2 separate regions of the Mus musculus genome follow, and region 1 is linked to region 2. A link is a loop called in an ENCODE intact Hi-C map of the cell type or tissue named here. Cell type or tissue: left cerebral cortex. All regions are shown on one strand. Each heading gives the region's core, and the rest is flanking DNA. Links, peaks and the distances in the headings are about the cores only. Region 1 holds the start of Car2 (carbonic anhydrase 2). Region 2 has its middle 23 kb from the start of A930001A20Rik.

Region 1 (2,921 bases), core at 139-2,638, 62 kb before region 2:
CATATGAATATGTATATGTACATATGAATATACATACATATATACATAAATTTCCCCCACCTCCTGGGTTAGAAGGAAGTACATTTCTTCCCTCTAAAAACATGAATACATAAGCATTGGTTTTATTTTTACAAGCCCAGTGTTACTATCTGGCAGCCAGTGAATGACTGCCTGGGAGGAATGTCCCCAGTACAGCAGAGCTAGACAGTGACTGATCCACATGATACTATGAAGTCATCTCCATCATGAAGACCTGACAGAAAGAAAATGCCTACAGCCTCTGTAATTTGAAAAGAAAATGAATATGAGATATAATACCTGATGCTCTCTTGACTGTCCAAAGGTGGGCAAGGAGACTCCCTAGCAGGAGCCTGGCTCCCACTAAAACGTACCAGACAGGATGAGGATTCCCGTAGCTGCAACCAGAATTGGTGGGGTCTGAAGCCTTGAGAAGCACTTCATCAAAATCTGTTCTTATTCCACGCACGGTAGTAATGGAACAGGAAATGGGAAACCCCTAGCAAATTGTGCATCTCTAGTGTCACAGATGCAAGGGACTATTTGTGAATTGCACTTTGTAATGGTCCTATAAAACATTCTTCATCAAAAATTTCTTTTGACATCAACCTGAAGAGTCTTGTATAGAGAAGACCATAATTTTCTGAGTCTTAGTATAAGAACAAGGAGATCTACATGTGCATCATCTTTGTGTGGCACTGGGTGAAATAAAGGCACATGATGAGTCTGAGAACACTTAAAATGTAGTCAGATATTTTTCATTATACTTACACATAGATTCTAATATATAGGTAATGTGATGTCTAGGTGCCTCCATAGAAACACAAAAAAACTGTACCCTTCTCAATTTGAATTCTAAATAATATGGCCTCAGGTCCACAATAGATTCAATACAAAAAAATTGTTCTCAAAGTCAAATAAGAAAAAAAGTGTTAGGTGAAGAGAAATGTTTAAATAAAAATACACAAAAAGAACATTGAAAGGTGTGTCCCCGGGACACCCACGGTCCCTGGGAAGCCATACAGCTACCTTTCTTTTCTATTTTTTAAGTTTTGTGTTTTTTGTTTTGTTTTGTTTTGGGGGGGGGGGGTTGGTTTCGGCTTGTCAAATACAAATTCCTTTGCCAGGAAGGGGAAGTTCTCATCTCCTTGGAAGACATTTTTAAAATCCAATTCCAAAAAGCAAAGCGATTTTTGAGAATTGTTGGTTATGTTACATCAACAGTTCGGTGCCTAGGGTTAATTTGTGGAGCAAGCGGGAAGCTGGAGGGCGCCCTGGCGGCAAAGCCGGGTCGTCTTCCCGCAGCCCGGCAGCAGGGGGCCCCCCCGCTTCCCGCTCCCGGCTCCAGGATCCCCGCTCCCGGAGCCTCTAGGACGCTCCCCGCCCAAGGTCAAACTCCGCAGCCGCGTGCGTGCGGGCCGCGGCCGGGTGGCCGGCTGGCCCGCCAGCTCTGGGAAGCGGAGCCCCGCTGTGCGGGCGGGTGACCAGGTCGGTGCTCACAATGGGGCTGGGGAGTAGGGGCGCCGGCCCGCGAGGCTGCGCAGCGCCGGGGCGAGCTGGAGAGCGCGCAGCTGCTGCAGAGCGGGTCGGACGCAGAAGCGGAGAGCAGCCGGAGGGCGCCCCGCCCCAAGCAAGGTGCGGGGGCCCTCGAACACCGAGGCCTCCGCCTGTCACCTCTGCCTGTCACCTCCGTCCGCCACCTCCACGGTCTCCTCCCCTTGCTCAGGTCCACTCGGTCCCTCCCCTGGGCCGCCCAGAGCACCAAGTTGGCGGGAGCCTATAAAAGCCGGACGGTGCGACCCGCGACACACACTGCAGGACCGCTAGACGGACGACAACTTCTGCTCTGCCCCAATCACCGGCGTGACCATGTCCCACCACTGGGGATACAGCAAGCACAACGGTGAGTGGGGAGGCCGCGCGCTCCGGGCCGCGCGCTCCGGGTCTCGGCTCAGGCACCTGCCTCGCTCCGCAGATCCCGGAGCGCAGCTTGGATGCCGGGTCTCCGCTCTGGTACGTCCCTGGCGCCCGACTCAGAGCGCTCTCTAGGATCTGATCTCAAACTTGCTTGGCCGCGCACAGGGGTTGGGAGGGATAACCCAACGCAACACCCGACGACAATACCTATCGGGACCACAGCCGGTCACCCAAGGCTAACCTAGGCAGAATCGAGCAAGGGTTGTAACTAACATTTTACTTGTGTGTAGCAGAAAGGTTAAGGGGAAACACTTGTCCCCTTCACGTCTGTATCTGCTGCACTGTGGCTAAGATTCCCAGCGCACTTTGTTGTGGCATCTTCTGGAGCCCGTTTGGGTCTAATTGCGAGTTTTCCATGCATCTTTCAACTTCTAGTGTTAGAAGGTCAATCGCAGATACCTAGACGTCTTCCAGATCAAAGGCCTTGGTATATGACGCCATCTGAGGGGAAAAGAAGGTGCACTGGCTTGTGGTTGTGTGAACTTCCCAGCAAAGATAGTTCTAAAGGAGGGGCCTGAGCCTGAGTTTTGGTCTATACGGTCTTTACTGTCACCTAGTGTGGCAGCACGAGGTTCTCAGACCTGTTATAATGCCTTAGAATCTATGTTCCAAACTCAGTCACAAGAGGGCTTATATCCCCAGTCAGACCACTCTGTTTTCAGTAGTTCTGTCTAGTATTAGTCACCGAATTTGAGTGAAAAGATCTCAAAATTGCTAACGCTTGTCTGACAATGTTAAGAAATAGATGTATATTGACTCTAATTTTCGTGTTGGCCTTATGAGGTAGACTTGGAATATTATTACCCCATGTTACAAATAAAAGGACTGAGGCACATTTTGTTTTCCTAAATGTTAAGTTAGTATCACCTCCGAATGTTGAACTGAGCAGACTGTCTAGAAACACCAGTGGCTTCCGGTGGCTGGTG
Region 2 (2,921 bases), core at 261-2,760:
GAAGACGTTGAACTATCAGCTCTGCCTGTACCATGCATGCCTGGATGCTGCCATGTTCTCATTTTGATGATAATGGACTGAATCTCTGAACTTGTAAGCCAGCCCAATTATATGTTATCATTCTAAGATTTACCTTGGTTGTGGTGTCTGTTCTCAGCAGTAAAACTCTAACTAAGACACCTGGGGTAAAAGACCAGGAAACATTTTTCTGTAGGTCTTTATGTATGTTTTTACTATTATCACTACCAGGAAGCTGTATATATGATTCTTGAAACATTTTGATATCTCTGAAAAAGTTTGGGATTATTTAATAAAAATAGTCCTTAAGGGTTTAAAGCAATATAATTTGTGCTTGTCATTCTGGACCATACACAGCAAGTACTTCAAACTATTTGGCCTAAATTTTTTTTCAAACAAATTACCACTTGTATGACCATTGAAATAGTTAACAAAAATATTTTGTAGTATCTTTTTATTTTTAATAACCCATACAATATTAAATGAATAATAATTCAATAGTAATATAAAGTGACCAGTCCTCCCTGGTGGATTCATTATAAATATTATTCTCTGAGGTTATAGGAACATCCAACTCTAATATTCTTCTCATTTTTAATAGTTATATTATTTTGCAAAAATCAAAGTAAAATATTCCAATTTTTAAAACTAAAATGTGATGCAAGTGAATATTTGCTTTGTTGTCTTTGGAACAAAAATGTTGATCATTTGGTTTACTTAGTTGAAAGAAGTCCTTATGACTTCAGGGATTTCTGTTTCTGGTTTTCTTTCTTGTCCCATGGCAAGGTGAGAGATGACTCATGAGTTCTCGAACTCCAGGAGGGAGAAATCTGTTATCTTTTCCATTGCAACAGATGCTCATATCTTCAAAGGACGGACCTCTGTGTAGCACTCTGGAGGTAGTAAGGGTAGTGTGCCTATGATAGAAGGATTACTAACTTCTACTTAACAGTTAGTGACGTAGATGGGAGCTTCCCATTTTACCCCCTAAGGATAACATCCTTCATGACAAGCCATTTCTCAAGCCTAGAAATCTGTAATAACCTTTTGAACTTTTATAAATATTAACTGGGTGGTTTCATACATAGTTCAGACAATAATATTCCCATTAGCTCTTGTAACTAATAGATTTTTTAACCAACTTGGATTCGTTTGATGGCAGTAAAAGTAGAAAAATTGGTCAACGTAGAAGTGGCCACAGGTAACAGTCAAGACAATTCACAAGGAGGAAAACTTCCCTGTTGCCCTTTGCAGGACTTCACATGACTCACAGTCTAAACAATAGAGAAGACTCATGAATATGTAATTCATCTACATCAGTATTGGATGCAAGGAAGGGTGGTCCATGACTCATGGACCAGAAATTTTCTTATTGAAATAAAGAGTCCAAAGTAACGTTCAACACCTATTGAATCAGATGTTGGTGATTCAGAGATGTGTGAGAACCTGTAGCAAAAGTTACAGCAGTCACAGCAAGTACCGTTTTGAGTTGATTACCTAAACATCTGTCCGCAGGTTCTTGTCCTTCACCATGCATACAGACCTTAATTTCCAAAGAAAGTGTGTGTTATTTTCATGTGACTTTGATATTATAAAACCATTAAGATTAGGAAGGGTTCAGTAACCAGGGCAACTGGGAGAGGTGCCAGTGCCTTCAGCTTAGCTGGAGTGTCTTTCCATTTGGAGCAGTTTCAATTGGGAAATTGGCCTGCCTCACAACTGCCTCTAGTTGTTCACAAGAATGTCTTTTTATTTTTCTGGTTTTTCTTAATGGCTTGTTGAAAAATACGTTCTTCCCCAATAATAGACTTTCTTTTTTGTATTCTCTCCCATCTTTCTCTTCTTTAAAATAAGACTCAGTTGTTAAACTCAACAGTTCCTAGTTCACACACAAGTACATCACAAAAGACTTATTTAAAATCAAAATACACATTTCTAACATTATAAAAAAGGTAGTTTGTTTTCCAAACTAACAAATAATCTTTTATAAAGTAAGAACATTGTTTATTTACAATGAAGGGAATTTTTTAAAGTGCTGTTACTGCAACATTAGTAACGAAACCAAGAGAAACAATTTATGACATTGCATAAGAAGTCATGATATACGCATTTAGACATAGGCTTAATTATAGGAGCATAGCAGGTTATAATAACTCTGGTACTGCAATAAAGCCAGTTCTTTACTAGGAATGCTTTCACATTAAATTATAGATTCTTCAGCTTTTTTTTTCCAATAAATGAAAATTAATCTAGAGGCTCTCAACTGAACAATCTATAGAAAAAAAGAGAGATTTTGGAGCACTCATTACTGATGCCTTAAACAAGACCCTTCCTTCAAGGTTCAGATATCTATGCATAAGAGGAAGAAGATTTCTTATAAGAGCCAGAGGTGATCCATGATGTCAAGACAGCAACACCTCCAGACACAACTGAACTGAGGAGTATATGAACTCACAGAGGCTGGCACAATGCACAAGTTCTGCACAGGCTGAAGCAAATATGTTTTCAGCACTAAGAGGAAGATTTGGAAATGGGGTCCTACCCTTAATCCAAAAGCTACTTGCAATTGATGCTGGCCAGCAGAGGGAAATCAATTTTCTCCGATGGAGTGTGTTATCTGTACTCCAAACAGTAGTTGTCTAACATGAAATGAGCATGTGTGTGTGTGTGTGTGTGTGTGTGTGTGTGTGTGTGTGTGTATACTTTTGTTTCATTTTGTCAATTTTACAAATATTATTGGCCTTGGTCTTTTGCGTGTTTGTTTTGGTCTTTATTGCTTTTGTTTATTTGATTTTGCTTTTTGCTTTTTGTTTGTTTGTCTTTGAAGGAAAGAGAGAAAACATAAAGCTGGGTGGAAATCAATGTGGGAAGAACCTGGGAGGAGTTAGAGGAGGGCAAGAAAT

What was found. A loop is a pair of places that touch in the nucleus more often than their neighbours do. Peaks named below come from ENCODE experiments on the same cell type or tissue, not always from the same donor. Only the 100,000 strongest peaks of a DNase experiment are listed, where the experiment ranks them.
Region 1: it touches region 2 in a loop (2.2-fold over the local background); 2 of 42 quality-filtered maps call a loop at or near these places.

The regions. Positions count from the first base shown.
Region 1 is chr3:14,884,866-14,887,786 of GRCm38, forward strand. Car2 (carbonic anhydrase 2) reads left to right here and starts at 1,423. Exons shown (of 7, transcript NM_009801.5): 1 at 1,423-1,921. The coding sequence starts at 1,888. In left cerebral cortex, for the core only: CTCF peaks have their summits at 1,308 (motif pointing right) and 1,925; DNase peaks (open chromatin) are centred at 1,363 and 1,827; H3K4me3 peaks cover 1,685 bases; H3K27ac peaks cover 1,828 bases.
Region 2 is chr3:14,946,936-14,949,856 of GRCm38, forward strand. No RefSeq gene overlaps it. Among named protein-coding and RNA genes, the nearest start is that of A930001A20Rik, 23 kb to the right of the region's middle. In left cerebral cortex, for the core only: no CTCF peak of the experiment used is centred there; a DNase peak (open chromatin) is centred at 1,674; H3K27ac peaks cover 570 bases.